Linked DNA regions of Homo sapiens: region 2 is linked to region 1. A link is a contact called in ENCODE Hi-C or POLR2A ChIA-PET data. All regions are on one chromosome and are shown on one strand. The core of a region is the stretch at or near the end of the contact, and the rest is flanking DNA. Distances in the headings are between cores, read along the strand shown.

The links. A loop is a pair of places that touch in the nucleus more often than their neighbours do. ChIA-PET counts read pairs that join two places held with the same protein, here RNA polymerase II (POLR2A). Pooled maps may share reads with other maps.
Region 2: a map of endothelial cell of umbilical vein shows a loop between it and region 1 (10-fold over the local background). The contact joins the enhancer-like site here to the promoter of MSX1 in region 1. A Hi-C loop is called at or near these places in 1 of 168 maps with a recorded cell type or tissue (endothelial cell of umbilical vein) and 1 of 50 pooled maps. POLR2A ChIA-PET finds 5 or more read pairs at or near these places in 2 of 52 experiments (A549 and activated naive CD8-positive, alpha-beta T cell).

Annotation. Positions count from the first base shown.
Region 1 is chr4:4,856,197-4,863,529 of GRCh38, reverse strand. It overlaps MSX1 (msh homeobox 1), which reads right to left and starts at 3,865. Exons shown (of 2, transcript NM_002448.3): 1 at 3,162-3,865; 2 at 1-829. The coding sequence starts at 3,630. The coding sequence ends at 387. RefSeq lists an enhancer at 549-1,220 and silencers at 3,274-3,713, 3,724-3,963, 3,984-4,043.
Region 2 is chr4:5,034,375-5,041,707 of GRCh38, reverse strand. It overlaps LOC107986256 (a long non-coding RNA gene), which reads left to right. Exons shown (of 3, transcript XR_007058005.1): 3 at 1,645-2,086. It also overlaps a transcript of STK32B not described here. Among named protein-coding and RNA genes, the nearest start is that of STK32B, 13 kb to the left of the region's middle. Within about 2 kb of position 3,532, at least 5 of the 41 ENCODE cell types and tissues checked have a DNase peak (open chromatin) inside an H3K27ac peak, as active enhancers do; they include endothelial cell of umbilical vein, where a contact is called at or near this core.

The DNA of each region.
Region 1 (7,333 bases), core at 2,616-5,115:
CGTCAGACACCGATTTCTCTGCGCTTTTCTTGCCTGGTGTCAGGACAGGGAAAAGCTATGCAGGAGACATGGCCTCTAGCTCTGTTCAACTGTCAATTCTGCTGGGGACCTTAGATAAATCTGTTAACCTCTCTGCCCTCAGTTTCCCCATCTTTAACTCGAGAGTGTAGATCTAAATGCTAGAAGAGTACTAAGGGACTCTTCCAGCCACTTTTTGGCAGGGATCAGACTTCGGAGAGTGAACTCAGGGAGCAAAGAGGTGAAACTGGAGCAGTGTGAGGGTTAAAGGGAAGGCGGCTGGCGGTGCCGAGCAGGGGAGCACGTCGGGGGTACAGCACCAGGGCTGGAGGAATCGGCTGGCCCACAGGTGGGCGACCTGGGACCCTCTATGTCAGGTGGTACATGCTGTAGCCCACATGGGCCGTGTAGAGTCCCACGGGCGCCACAGGCAGCGCGGCGCGCTGGAAGGGGCCAGAGGCACCGTAGAGCGAGGCACCCGCCGCGGCCGCTACAGCTGCGGGGCCGCCGAGAGGGAAGGAGAGGCCGAAGGCAGCCGGTGGCAGCATGGGCTTGGCGGCCATCTTCAGCTTCTCCAGCTCTGCCTCTTGTAGTCTCTTTGCCTTGGCGCGGCGGTTCTGGAACCATATCTTCACCTGCGTCTCAGTGAGGCTGAGCGAGCTGGAGAACTCCGCGCGCTCGGCGATGGACAGGTACTGCTTCTGGCGGAACTTGCGCTCCAGCGCCAGCAGCTGCGCGGTGGTGAAGGGCGTCCGCGGCTTACGGTTCGTCTTGTGTTTGCGGAGGGTGCAGGCTGGGGGGCTCAGCCGCCCTGAGGGCCGAAAGAAAAAAAAAGCAAGGGGTTAAGAGAGAAGCATTGGAGCATGATCAGCCCAAGAAGTAGTAATAATAGCCAAACAATACCAGATATTGAGTGCCGCCAAGTGCCTCGGTGCCGGGCATCGCGCAAGGCACTTGAAATATATTTTCTCCAATTCCCATTGCAACCCCGCAGGGGAGAAGTTCCTGTCTACTTTTTGCAAATGAAGAAACTAAGATTCCAGGAGAAAAATACCCACGTTGAAGGCTCGATGTCCACATCTTAGGCCTAAACAGCTGGGAAGATGTGAAATCACCTTTGTGCTGCCCGGCGGCTTAGGAAGGCCTTCATGGCGGGCCTCCTCCCAGGGCCATCCAGAGGAAAGGTGGATGTTAATACAGTTGACGAACATGCAGAAAGAGGCCCTGCGCCCAGCCCAAGGGCACATTTAGTTTTACGCGTTGGCCAAACATTTATCAGTGCCCACGGAGTGCTTCAGTGTGGGGCTAGGCAGTTTTGTGGCATAGAATCCAAATCAAATTCTACACTTTCCCCGGAACACTTCGCTCCTACGGGATTCTAGGAGTAGTTCCCGCAGACCAGAGATGGAGCAGCGCAGACCATCATGGAGGGTGCACTGTGGCCAGCCCTCTTAGAAACAGAAAGTGTCATCTGGAGCGGAGAACGAGGGGCTGCTTTATTCTAATGGGCTTTTTCTTTAGATTGTCTCAGTCCTCTGTTGGATCGCGTTCACCCCTGGCGCCAGGGCCCTCTGGCCCCACTCAAACGTTTGTGTGTGTGTGTGTGTGTGTGTGTTGATGTTGTTGCGGGGGGAGTGTTGAGATCGCCTCTCCCCTCAACCTGTGGCATAGTCAGCAGACATCAACATGCCCAGCTGTCTTTTTCTTTTGGCTTCAAAATAAACCTCAAGGGTGGACAGTGAAGAAGCATCAGAGCGCAGGACTAGTGCAGGTCGGGGATGGGGTCTGCTGGGGACTGCCCCCGGATAAAATGTGGAACAAATTATCCCAACACAGCCGGGATCGCTTTGACTTCGGGGTCTTGGGGCCCAAGGCCCTAAGCGTTGGAAAGGACACTTTGCCTATGCAGCAGCTTTCCCGGCAGAAAGTGAATTCAAATCGAAGATGTTTCACCACGCGGGTTTTGCCTAAGTATGCATTTTTTCACACCTCTCTAAAAAACAACCACAAACAAACAGAAAAAACAAAACAAAACAAAGAAAACACAACGATCCTTTGGACTTTCAGACCACCAGGATGTGAGTCAAACGAAATCTCGTGTTAACACCCCGCTTCTTCCCTGCTGGAGGCCACCGGGAGTCCGGGAAGCGCTTGGCCCCCAACTAGCTTTCCGCCGGGCCGCCCGAGGGGCGGGCGCCGAGAGAAACGTCACTCCCTTCAGCGGCGACAACCCAGAGCGGGGCCACCTTCTCCGGCCATTAGGCTTAGGGAGGGACTGGCCTTTCAAAGACGTTTAATCCCCAGATAAAAATCATTCCTCAGCATCACGCCATTGAAATCTGGCTGCTATTATGCCGAGCAAAATAATCGGAGGAAACGAGGAAAACTTGGGAATTTCCCGTGCTCCTGAAATATCTCCGAGCGTGTTCTCTGAGTAGAGCAGCCAGGGGGCCGTGAGGCCTTGGAGCGAACCGCCTTGGGCACCTGGAGTCCACTTTAATGGCTCAGTCCTAGACGTTTGGGAGCTTCCCATAGGATTAGCGGGGGCGCCTTCCCCTAATTGACTTGGTGCCCCGCCCCCTCCACTGGAACCTGAATGTCCCCACCCCTGAATCATCCATCCGCCCAAAGCACCAACTATCTGCCTCAAACTCAAAGGGCATGGGGAGGTAGAATTCTGTAGGAGCTTCGGAACCTCTAGGCAAAGAGGTACTTGAAAGGGAAGAGGGGCTGGGGGACACCAGCTCCTACTGCGAGAAAGTGAAACTCCGGGTGCAGGGAAGATACCGCACCACACACATTCATCCGCTGGGGTGAAGCCGATGAAACAGAGTTTGGGATCAGATGAGGGATCATGGACCCCTGAGGTCGTTTGGTGGGGGCAGGAGGACAGGGTGCCCAGACATCGGTGTCCTATCCGTTAACTCCCACCCGCAGCGTCTCTGGGCCAAGGCGAGGAGGTCTGGAACCTTCTTCCTGGGTGGGAGTGGAGGGAGGCGCAAGACCCGGCCTTGCAGCCCACGGCTCCCTAGCACCGGCTGCAGGTACGCAGGCGCCGGAGGCCACCAGGAGCCCTCGGGTCCCACACCCCACCCGGCCCCCACCCGGCCCCCTCCCTCTGCGCCTGGGTTCTGGCTACTCACTGGCCGGCGGCGGGGAGAAGCGGGGGCTCTGCATCCACGGGGTCCTCTCGGGCTTCTCGGGGCTCTCGGCTTTGACGAGCGCATCTTCTGGCAGCTTGAGGAGTCCCCCCACCGAGAAATGGCCGAGCGGCCGCGGCGAAGAGGGCGCGTCCGGGGCTCCCAGCGACCCCGGCGGGACGCCCAGTGGCTGCGCCGAGCCACCCGCCGCCTGCACGCCCTCGGAGGGCGCCAGGGCGCTCTCCTTGGCCCCCGGCTTCCTGTGGTCGGCCATGAGCGCCTCCACGCTGAAGGGCAGGAGCGAAGGGGACACTTTGGGCTTGGCCCCCTCCTCGTCCGCGCCCATGGCGGCTGCCGTGGCCGCGGCGGCGCTGGGGGCCTGGCCCGCGCCTCCCCCCGCCGGCTTGCCGAAGGCGGAGTCCTCCACTTTGACACCGAGTGGCAAAGAAGTCATGTCAGCAGCCGGGGCCATGCAGAGCCGGGCCCCCCCTTCTGCCGCAGCACTGGCCAGCCGCCGGGCATGGGCTCCGGGCGGGCTGGGAGCGCGGCCGGCCTCTGCGAGCGCCCGGGGCCCTGGCCGGGCGGACCCTCCCGCGCGCGCCTCCCGCCCCTCCCCAGCAGGCCAGCTCCGGCGTGCTGGGCCTGGCCTCCGGTCGCTGCCGCCGCGCAGGCAGAGTTCCCGGGAGCACTCGCCGGCTCCGGGCCCTACCGCGGCTCCCCAGAGAACTTGCTAATAAGGCGAGGCCAGCGGGGCGGCGGCCAATCAGCGCGCGAGGGGGCGGGCCCGGAGCGATCCATTGGGCCGCGCTCCTGGGGACTCGCCCGGAGGCGCGCTGGGCCTGGGGGCACGCAGGGCAGGGCCCAGGCGGCGGAGGGCAGGGGAGGAGAGGGGGTGCCCGGGAAACTTTCCTCTGCGCTGAAGCCCAAGAGGCCCTCTCTGCGGGAGTCCCCTGGGTCTCTATCTTTCTGTGTTCCCGGGGGATTTTCCCTTGTTCTCGTTCCTTCTCTTCTGCCCTCCTCTCCTCCCCTCCCCTCCCCTCCTCAGCCCTCTTTTCCGCTCCTCTTTTTTTCCCCGTCCTTGTTTCTCTCCTCTACTGCTTCTTTTACCTTTCTCTTTAGTCTGTGGCTGGGTTTCCCTGTGCCCCCCTCCACTGTCTGACCCCCCCTCTTCTTCTACCACAATAATTTGAGTTGAGGTTATTTCTTACACATTCCTTTTATATATAGTTTTTAAAATACGCATGGCTATTTATCCTAGGAGAAAGACATACTATTAACTTCTTTTCAAGAAACGAAACAAAACCAAACCTTCATTTTCTTCCTGTTCTGAAATCTTGTAAACTTTACCTCGAGGTAAAAGTGGGCCTTTGTCTCTAACTTAGAGCTGGAGTAAACCTTGCGGGAAGAAGCTAGCTTCCTGTAGTGCCAAGGATGTGAGAATACGTAAGATTATCTAGAATCTGCAGTCGGTTTTCATACACGATGTGTATTCCCCCCCCCCCACCCTCGCTCTGAACTTCTGTCCCAAGGGTCACAACACCTATAGCGCCCGGGCGGGGAAAGGAGCTGCCAGATCCTTTTGATATAGAACTTACTGAAATAAAACCAACAGAATCGTCAATGAAACACCGATCTGGCCTTAAGGTGACCTCAAACAACGCGTCCTCGGAAACAATGACATGTCCCTATCTCTGGGCCGCTGATCCTGGAGGGGAGAGGCACATTTGGGGGAGGGGGCTGGGAAAAGAGGAAAGTTCCTGGAGGTGGACTCTAGTGTGGGACTTGAGAACTCTTCTTTTGCCAATTTCGGAGAAAACGTGATTTAATGTTTGCTGTTAATAATAATAATAATAATAAAGACAGAAAAAATGAGTTGGGGTCAGGGGAGATGCAAGATCTGCCTGAAGCGGGGTCGGGGCTTGGCCATTTTCTGCGCCTGTCGCTTTATGGCCTCTCCTCCTGCGGCCCAGGCCAGCGGCTCTCAGGGAGTGAGCGGAGGTGATTGGCGGCTCACTCGGCCCTGCCATTGATGACTGCGGGGTTCTAATCTCCAGGAAACACAAGGGGCTGCCGTGGCCATTTAGGGGTAATTATCCGAGCGCGGAGGGACAGCGAATTCCCTCGACTTTTAACTGGGCGCAATAAAAGCTGTAGATTAGGGGCGTCCAGATTAGGGAAAATGAATTAGAGCGGGAACTTTATTATCCGGAAGACGTCCGGGGTCTGGCGGCAGGGGTCGGGCTGCGGACGCCGGAGCGATTGGTAGCCTCCCATCTGTCCACAGGCCGCCGAGATATGCTGAGGCCTGGGGAAGTTCGGGAATACCGGCATCTGAATTTTACGCACATCTCCAGGTTTCTAAAGGACCCAAGACTGCAACTCAGGCACTGGGCAGTGGTTGGGGCTTCTAGCTCGAGTTGGGCCGGCTGGACGCGCGGTGCACCGGGGCCTCCGGAGGTTTGCCCGAGAGGGTACAAGGATAGAAGACCTTAAGACCCAATTTTGAAGCTCAGCTCGCTGAGGCTGAGCAAGGCTGTAGGGCAAATACCTTGCTGGTAGCCCAGCCAGGACAGCGAACAACAGCATCTTCCTCTTCTTCCTCTTCTTCTTCTTCTTCCTCTTCCTCTTTTTCTTCCTCTTTTCTCCTCCTCCTCATCCTCCTCTTCCTCCTCTCCTCCTCATCTCCTCCTCCTCCTCCTCCTTCTTCTTCCTCTTCCTCTTCTTTGAGACGGAGTTTTGCTCTTGTCGCCCAGGCTGGAGTGCAATGGCGCGATCTCAGTTCACTCCAACCTCCGCCTCCCAGGTTCAAGCGATTCCAGGACGGCGAACTTCTATTGCTCCCGTTCTAATCAAACTCTCGTCAGAACAACCCCCTCCGCACCCAGCCAGAATCTCCCTTTGTGGCCAGGTTAAAGGGGGAGAGGAAACAGAGGCCTATCTGCTTTTGGGGCCATTTAAAAAGCGAGCAGTGTGCCTTTTCGAGTCTTTGCTTAGTTCCGCCCTCGCCCTCCTTCTGCAAATGTTTTGCTCCCAGGTCTCTTTAAGAATCTGATACAGCCAAGAACTTCTTCCCTAGAAAAATGCACACCTACAAAAACACATTACAAGCAACGGGGCAGACAACTTCGGGGGCTCTGGTCCCAAGTGGAGTCCTCCAGTTAAGAACCCCTGCTTTAGGGCTGAGCGGGGGCTTGAACTCAGAGAGCGAAGCCGCATGGTGCAGCGGGGGCTAGTGTGGAACTTGCGGCGGTCGCAGTTGAGGAGCGCAGCAAGGCCTGGACTCCGCCGCGGGGGGGGGGGGGGGGGCGGGGGGCCCGGGGGCGGGCGGCCTGAAAAGGGCCGCATCGCTAATTGCGGGGATAAACAATGTGTCACGATTCCTCAGCGCGCCTAATAGGCAGACTAGGATGTTGTTTTAAGGCGCCAGCGGCGGCCGGATCAAAGGCTGCACCCGGCGCACGGGCCCTTGAAGTCGCGCCCCTGCCTCCGGGGAGCAAATCGCCTGGCCCCGCAGCACCGGCCCCGCAGCCAGCCCCTCGGCTTCCCGAGCCGGGTCTGAACGCCACGGTGTCTTCTTTATAGGTTCGGCCTGGGTTCGTGTCTGCTGTCGCCCCGCGCGGCAGGTTAACCGCGTGTAAACGTTGCTAGGCGAGAAGAGTGCATCGGCAGAGAAGGGGGTTCAGACTCAATTCCGTGTCAGAAAAGCGCGGGGCTTTCCCATTGCTCTGCCCCTGGATTGCGAGAGAAAGAAAGGTGCCGGCAGTCTCAAGAGAAAGGAGTCAGATAAAAGAAATAAAATGTCTGCCTGTTTCCCAGGGCGTTGTTTGTTCCCGCGGGAGGAAAGCCACGAGTTACAGGGGCAGTGAGAGGGAGACTTCTCTGAGTTATTTTTTGTCTAGGACTTTACCGATTTCCCGGCCCAGGGGTTCAGCGAGCAGGCAGGCCCTGGGGCTGAGCCTGTTATCTCGCCGCCAGCTCTAACCTCGAGGCGTTTGTACCCCCGGCATTTCTCTGCGCTGCCGCTGCAGCCGAGAAAGCCGGGCAGTAATTCATGCCTGGCAAGGGCAGGGCTGGCCCCAGCAGATAAAGCTCGGGGACTGGCGCTCCGCTTCCATCCTCTAGACTTCTCTCCCCTCCCCTCTCGCTCCATCTCCCCTCATTTTCAGGCATCCTAA
Region 2 (7,333 bases), core at 2,283-4,782, 180 kb before region 1:
ATGACTTAAAAATAATAACTTCAAGAGCAGTCTTTTATTGTTAAGAGTCTTTATGTGTGCGTGTGTGTGCGTTGAGTGCTCACTCAAAATAGGGGTCCATAAATTGCTACTAATGTAGAGTGTCTGCATTTCTTGGCATTATAAAACTTCCCTAGAGGCATTTTCATAGTTGGGAACTTGGTAGCCCAGCAATTCTGAGCTTCTTGTTCTTACATTAAAATAATTTGCATAGTAGCTCCATGGTGACCTCAAATTAAGTGTCTGTGGAGAATTCTAGCTGTACTGTGAACCAGGCTGGGTCAGAAGGAAGGCTCCGTAGCTGCCAAACGCAACATCTGTGCAATGTATTTCATTGTATTCTTGCCTGGGTTTATAGGGATTCTTAGGGGCTTAAGGGAGTCGTCATGAACACTCTGAAACTGTACTTGAACTTGTGTGTGTGTGCGTGTGTTGTCTGCTTGCACATATTTGGTTATTTTTATAGGAAGAGAGTCAAAATCTGTCACAGCTCTTTAAAAGGCTCCATGAACCCACCCATTTCCCTGAAGAAAAGGACTCAGAAGCAGTGATGTAAAGAATCGTTTCTATCAACGAGAAGAGACTCCTCTTTCAGAAAGCAGGAACCATACGTAGCAGAAGTGATAACAATGACTTACTAAAAGGCACTAGACACAGTCACATGACACATAACGATGTCTCCATCAAGGATGGGCCGCACACCCAACAGTGGCCCCATGAGATGAGACTACTGTATTTTTCTGCACCTTTTCTGTGTATGCATACACAAATACTTGCCAATGTGTTACAGTTGCCTAGGGTATTCATGCTGCACAGGTTTGTAGCCTAGGAGCTATTGGCTACACCACATAGCCTGGGCATGTAGTCAACTGTACCATCTTGGCATGTGGTGACAACGCATATCTCAGACCATGTCCCATGGTGAAGCAACATCTGACTATATTGAGGTAGCCAGTGTGTGGCCTACAGGGCAGGAGACAGGCCTTAAAAGTTCTACTGCTTGGCCGGGCGCAGTGGCACCTGTAATCCCAGCACTTTCAGAGGCCAAGGAGGGCAGATTACGAGGTCAAGCGATTGAGACCATCTTGGCCAACATGGTGAAACCCTGTCTCTACTAAAAATACAAAAATTAGCTGGGCATGGTGGCACTCATCTGTAATCCCAGCTACTCGGGAAGCTGAGGTAGGAGAATTGCTTGAACCCAGGAGGCGGAGGTTGCAGTGAGCCAAGATCGTGCCACTGCTCTCCAGCCTGGCGACACAGCGAGACTTCGTCTCAAAAAAAAAAAAAAAAAAAAAAAATTCTACTGCCACTGCCTCATCATGTGCACTGAGAGAAGTCACTTCCCTTCTATAGGCCTCATTTTCCCCATCTGTAAACTGAAAAAAATGAAGGAGTTGGGCAGTGTGGCAGAGACACCTACTTGTTCATGGTATCCACTTACCCCTTCTTTCTTTTTACAAATAGAACATACACCTCCAGTGTTAGCTGAGCACATGGCCACTGGGCTAGGGACTAGGTGTTCCAATTGCCTTTGCAGGTGGGAGTGGCCATGGAATTAAGTTCCAGCCAACAGGATGTGAGAAATGACACATGCACCGACCGCATCTCCTACCACTCCTGCAGGCTGTGATGACCACCTGAAGACCTGCTGGGGAGGACGGCACTCCAGGGAGTAGCAGAGCAACCACAAGGAAGTAGCCGTGGTGTGGGACGTCCTCATGTAGCAGAATGGCCTACCTGACCTGGACCGCCTACTGCCTCTGGACTGTTAAGAGAGGATAGACACTGTCTTGGTGATACCACTTAACAGTCGTGTGCAGCATCATGACATTTTGGGCAGCAATGGACCACATGTACAATAAGATTATCACAGAGCTCAACATTCCTATTTCCTGGTGACATGGCAGCCATCATGACTTCGTAGCACAATGCATTCCTCACGTGTTTGCAGTGGTACTGGTGTAAACACACCTCCTTGCACTGTCAATCATAGAATTTAGCACATAGAATTACATACAGTACATAACACCTGATAATGATAATAAATGACTATGTTAAAAGTTTATGTACTTACTATACTTTTATCATTATTTTAAAATGTGTGCCTCCTATTTATGCAGAAAAAAGTTAGTTATGAAGCAGCCTCAGGCAGGTCCCCCAGGAGGGATTCTAGAAGAAGGCATTGTTATCCTAGGAGATGACAGCTCCATGCATGTCACTGCCCCTAAGACTGTCCAGTGAGCAAGATGTGGAAGCAGAAATTGATGATCCCGACCCTGTGAGACCTAGGCTAATGTGCGTATTTGTGTCTTAGTTTTTAACACAAAGTTCTAAAGAAATTTTTAAGTAGAAAAACGCTTATAGATTCAGGTTATAAAGACAGAAAGTGGCCAAGTGTGGTGCCTCGTGCCTGTAATCCCAACACTTTGGAAGGCTGAGGTACACAGAAGGATCACTTGAGTCTGGGAGTTTAAGACCAGCCTGAGCGACATAGCAAGACCCCATCTCTACCAAAAATACAAAAAATATATATATATCTGGGCATGATGGCATATGCCTGCCATCCCAGCTATTCAGAAGGCTGAAGTGGGAAGATTACTTGAGCCCAGGAGTTGGAGACTGCTGTGGGCTATGATCATGCCACTGCACTCCAACCTGGGCAAAAGAGTAAGATCCCATCTCAAAAAAAAAAAAAAAAAAAGAAAGAAATTTTGTATAGCTGTACAGTATGTTTGTGTTTTATGCTATGTTATTACAAAAGAGTCAAAAAGTTTAAAAATATTAAAAAGTTCATAAAGTAAAAAAAGTTATAGTAAGTTAAGGCTAATTTATTATTAAAGAAATAAAATATGTTTTTATAAATTGAGTGTAGCCAAAGTGTACAGAGTTTCTGAAATCTAAAGTATAATACAGTCATGTCCTAGGCCTTCCCATTCACTCACCAGCTACTCACTCATCCAGAGCAACTCTCCAGTCCTGCAAGCTCCATTCATTGTAAGTACCCTATCCAAGTTTATTATTGTTTATTTTATACCTTATTTTTATAGTCCCTTTTCTGTATTTAGATAGATTTAGATACACGAATACTTTGTGTTAACAAATGCATTGTGTTACAGTTGCCTATGGTGTTCAGTACAGTAGCATGCTGCACAGGTTTGTAGCCTAGTAGCAGTAGGCTAGACCATGCAGCCTAGGCATATAGTAGGCTTCACCACCTAGGGCTGTGTAAGTATTCTCTATGATTTGTGCAGCAATGTTTGCACAATGCTGAAATTGCCCAACACACGTTTCTCAGAATGTATCCCCGTCATTAAGCAATGCATGACTATGTTTTGAATTTGGGGATTCCTTTGGTTCATCAGCTTAATCCATATCTAAACAAATGCAGACTCGTTGAGGCCAAGGTCATCATTGTCATCGTCATCCTTCCTTGCCTCCAGAACGATATAGGTACCTAACAAATGTTCAGCAAAATGAAAGAATGAATGAACAGCTGAATGGTTTTAATTGGCATGCCAGGAATTTTATGGGGATGATTCATGAACCAGCTTGGGTAGGGATGAGGTCATGTCTAAGCATTTTTCCAATACTGAAATTCCATCATTTTGTTTCTAAGAACTGAGAGTCACTTGAGAACACAGTGTTGGCTGGCATTTTCTTAGCCAAGGGTCTGGCAAAGCAAGGATGGACGGGTGGGGAGGTCTTAGAGGGAGCAAAGAGAGGTAACACACACTCCCTCCCCCTTCCGTCCCTTCAGTTATCCATTCATTCACCCAAAAAACATGTGCCCATTACATGCCAGGCACCAGCAGGAACAGAAATGAATAACAGGTCCCCATGCCCACCCTCACAGCCCAATGAAGAAAACAGTGCAGTGGTAAATAAAAGCAGTGTCATAGCTGAGTAGAAGCTGAAACAGGCTGAAACATGGTGACATTTTAATCTTTGAGTCTTCAGTGTGTCCCCAGAGCCACTATCTAGAAAACCATCTTTATCTTCACCAACTTTAACACAGACGGGAAAGAGGGTTTGCTTTGGGGAAGTTCATTTGTCAGAGCCCTTTCTCAGAGTCCTCCAGGCACCCTCAGTCCAAATCCACTTCCTTTATCTGTAGAGTAATTGATATTTATTAGCAGTGAATCAGTTCTGGAGGGCTCAGGGTTCCAGCTAGGGAACCAGAAGAGCTGGTTGTGACCAAGACCACACTAGCTGTCAGACATTCATTAATTTATTCAATCACTCAACTTGAACAAGTTACTTTCTTTCAGTTTCTTCATTTGTAAAGTGGGGACCATTTTTCCTATCTGTGAGCTTTGAATCAAAGTACCCAATAGAGTGTTTGCCGCCTACCAGGGGCTTAATAAAAATGAATGGGTGCTGATTTGTTAGCATGAGAAATATTGCTGTTGCCCAGTACTTCTCAACAGGGGTGATCCCCCACCCAGGAAACATTTGGCAATGTCTGGGGACATTTTTGATTGTCGTGACTAGGATGGCGTGAAGTGGTGCTACTGGCCCTAGTGGATAGAAACCAGGGGTGCTGCTCAGCATCCTACAGTGCACTAGACAGCCACCCACAACAAATAAATATCCCTCCCAAAGTGTCAATAGGGTCAATAGCTCAGACACCCTGCTCCAGACCCTCAAAAATGCCAATTTCCACAGGATGCATCCACACTCTTGCCAGAGAGCTGTTGTGTGCAATTTTAAATTCCACCCTTGGCCGGGCACAGTGTCTCATGCCTATAATCCCAGCACTTTGGGAGGCCGAGGTGGGCAGATCACGAGGTCAGGAGTTCAAGACCAGCCTGGCCAACATGGTGAAACCCCGTCTCTACTAAAAATACAAAAATTAGCCGGGTGTGGTGGTGGGCGCCTGTAATCTCAGCTACTTGGGAGGCTGAGGCAGGAGAATTGCTTGAACCCAGGAGGCGGAGGTTGCAGTGAGCCAAGATCACGCCACGGCACTCCAGCCTGGATGACAGAGCAAGACTCCATCTCGAAAAAAAAAAAAAAAAAAAAAAAAATCCACCCTTGCCTTGGTATTTAATATGTAATTATAAAACAGTGTTTCAAGTGGAATTTTGGACGCTTTTGCCTCAATATACCAGTGACACAAGCTTTAGTTCCTTCTAGCTACATGTGAACTGTTGCTGGCAGAACCTAATCTTAACTTCTCAGGCCTCCTTGATGACTCAGCAAGAAACGGCAGCATTTTCTACTCTGGCCTGCAATGTGGAGTTTATTTTCTGACTTCAGAGAGACACCTGGACCCAATTTGCATAATCAGAACCAAAAGGGGCCTGCTGTGTCGAGGATGATGATTTCCAGTGCAAATGTGATGACTGAAGCATTTTTTCCAGCCAGTATTCACGGAGCACCTACTACATGTCAGGGCTATGCTCAGTGCTGGGTACTCAGTGGGGGACAAAACAAGCATAGTCCCCGTGCACACTGCACCCAGCAGCTTTCAGATTGGTTTCACATCTATAGTATTATTCTCTCTTTACACAAACTTTGAGCTAGGCAGGAGTGGTATTTGTTAAAGGTAAGGAAGTTACACTTTTTGAAAGCATAGATAAAAAAGCATTAAAGTTTTTTTTTTAGCCAGGCACGATGGCTCACGCCTGTAATCCCAGCACTTTGGGAGGCCGAGGCCGGTGGATCACCTGAGGCCAGGAGTTCAAAACCAGCCTGAACAACATGGCGAAACTCTGTTTCTACTAAAAATACAAAAATTAGCCGGGTGTGGTGGCGGGCGCCTGTAATCCCAGCTACTCAAGAGGCTGAGGCAGGAGAATCACTTGAACCCGGGAGGCAGAGGTTGCAGTGAGCCAAGATCGCGCCACTGCACTCCAGCCTGGGTGACAGCGAGACTTCGTCCCTCAAAAAAAAAAAAAAAAAATTTACAGATCCTTTAATTTGCATTTCTGATGAAAATACATTCTAATTGTACAGACTTTGAATACAAATGTTTAAAAAGATCCTTCAGCTCGTTGAGTATGCATGCACATCTCTGCTGGGAAGTCCATCGCCCAGCCTCCAATGTCAGTCTCCACCGTCTCCTCATCTGGAAGCGACTCCATCCTAATCCCTGACTCTGACAAAGAGCAGAGTGCCTCACCTGCCAGGGCAGCACTTTGGGCAGCCTATGGTTAGGTGCAGGCACATGTGTGGGTGGGGGTCTTCACCCAAAATATTCAGGAGCCAGGCATAGTCGAGCATATCGTCCCCCTTTCATCCCTCCTGCCTCTCCTGCTGTGTGATATGCCAGCCCATTACCCACTCACTGAGCAATTACTATGTGTCGAGCTCTATAATTAAGCATGTTGCAAACATCTTCTTAATCATTTACTCAAGCTAGAAAGATTATTTTTCCATTATAATATGTGAGAATAAGGCTAAGAAGTTGATTCACAGATTCATGTCTTCAATGAATGTACATGCAGACTATGAAACAGGCACTGCCAGGTGCTGGGGATAAAATGAAAAGGAAAAGGTGTGTGGTGCTTAAAAACTTCATGATGCTATGAAGCAACGTGGTTCTGAAGTTCTGTTGCTGGTAAGTGGCTGGACCAAGCATAGCGAGCCAAGGCCTGCAGGGCTCCACATTCCTCTAAAATACCTCCCCATTGGAGCCAATCCATGGGGCACAGGTTTCCAGACATCAGGGAGGTACTTCTGGGACTCCAGAACAAAATCTACATCTAACCGTGAAAATGCATTGTTAGCACCATTCAAAGGAAGTCGTTGATGGCCAGTGGAGTGGCCGGGAGCAGATCCCAGCAGGGAAAAGCCCAGTAAATCAAGTGCTACTGACATTACCCCAGGACTTCTATGACCAGGCTGCCATGAACATTCATTTTGAACCAGTGTCTGACGATGGAGCCTGGAGAAGAATCCAGGATGCCCCTCCAGCCTACCTGATTGATTTGTTCAAGGGCTGAGACCAACATTCCCATCAGCTGAATGAGTGTGGGGATGTCTGAATATATCGCTCAAGCAGGAAAATGTGAAGATTACTCTGTAAAACATCTGACATGTACCCAACAGGCAAAGTTGTTTTTAAGTGTTAAGATCAATTTCTGCAGAGCATCAGGCACAAACTGTGGTACGATTCATCGTGAAAAGGAAAAAGCTGAGACAGATAGCCCTGGCAGGAGTGTGGTGCTTATATAAACCATGGAAAGAATGTGTTCTTTCTGCTATTCCTTCATCAAATATTTGTAGGGAGGGGAGCGCATAGAATATTTTTGGAGTGCTGCAGGCAGGGGAACTGTGTGTCCGGAGGCCCAGCGGCCAGCAGGAAAGT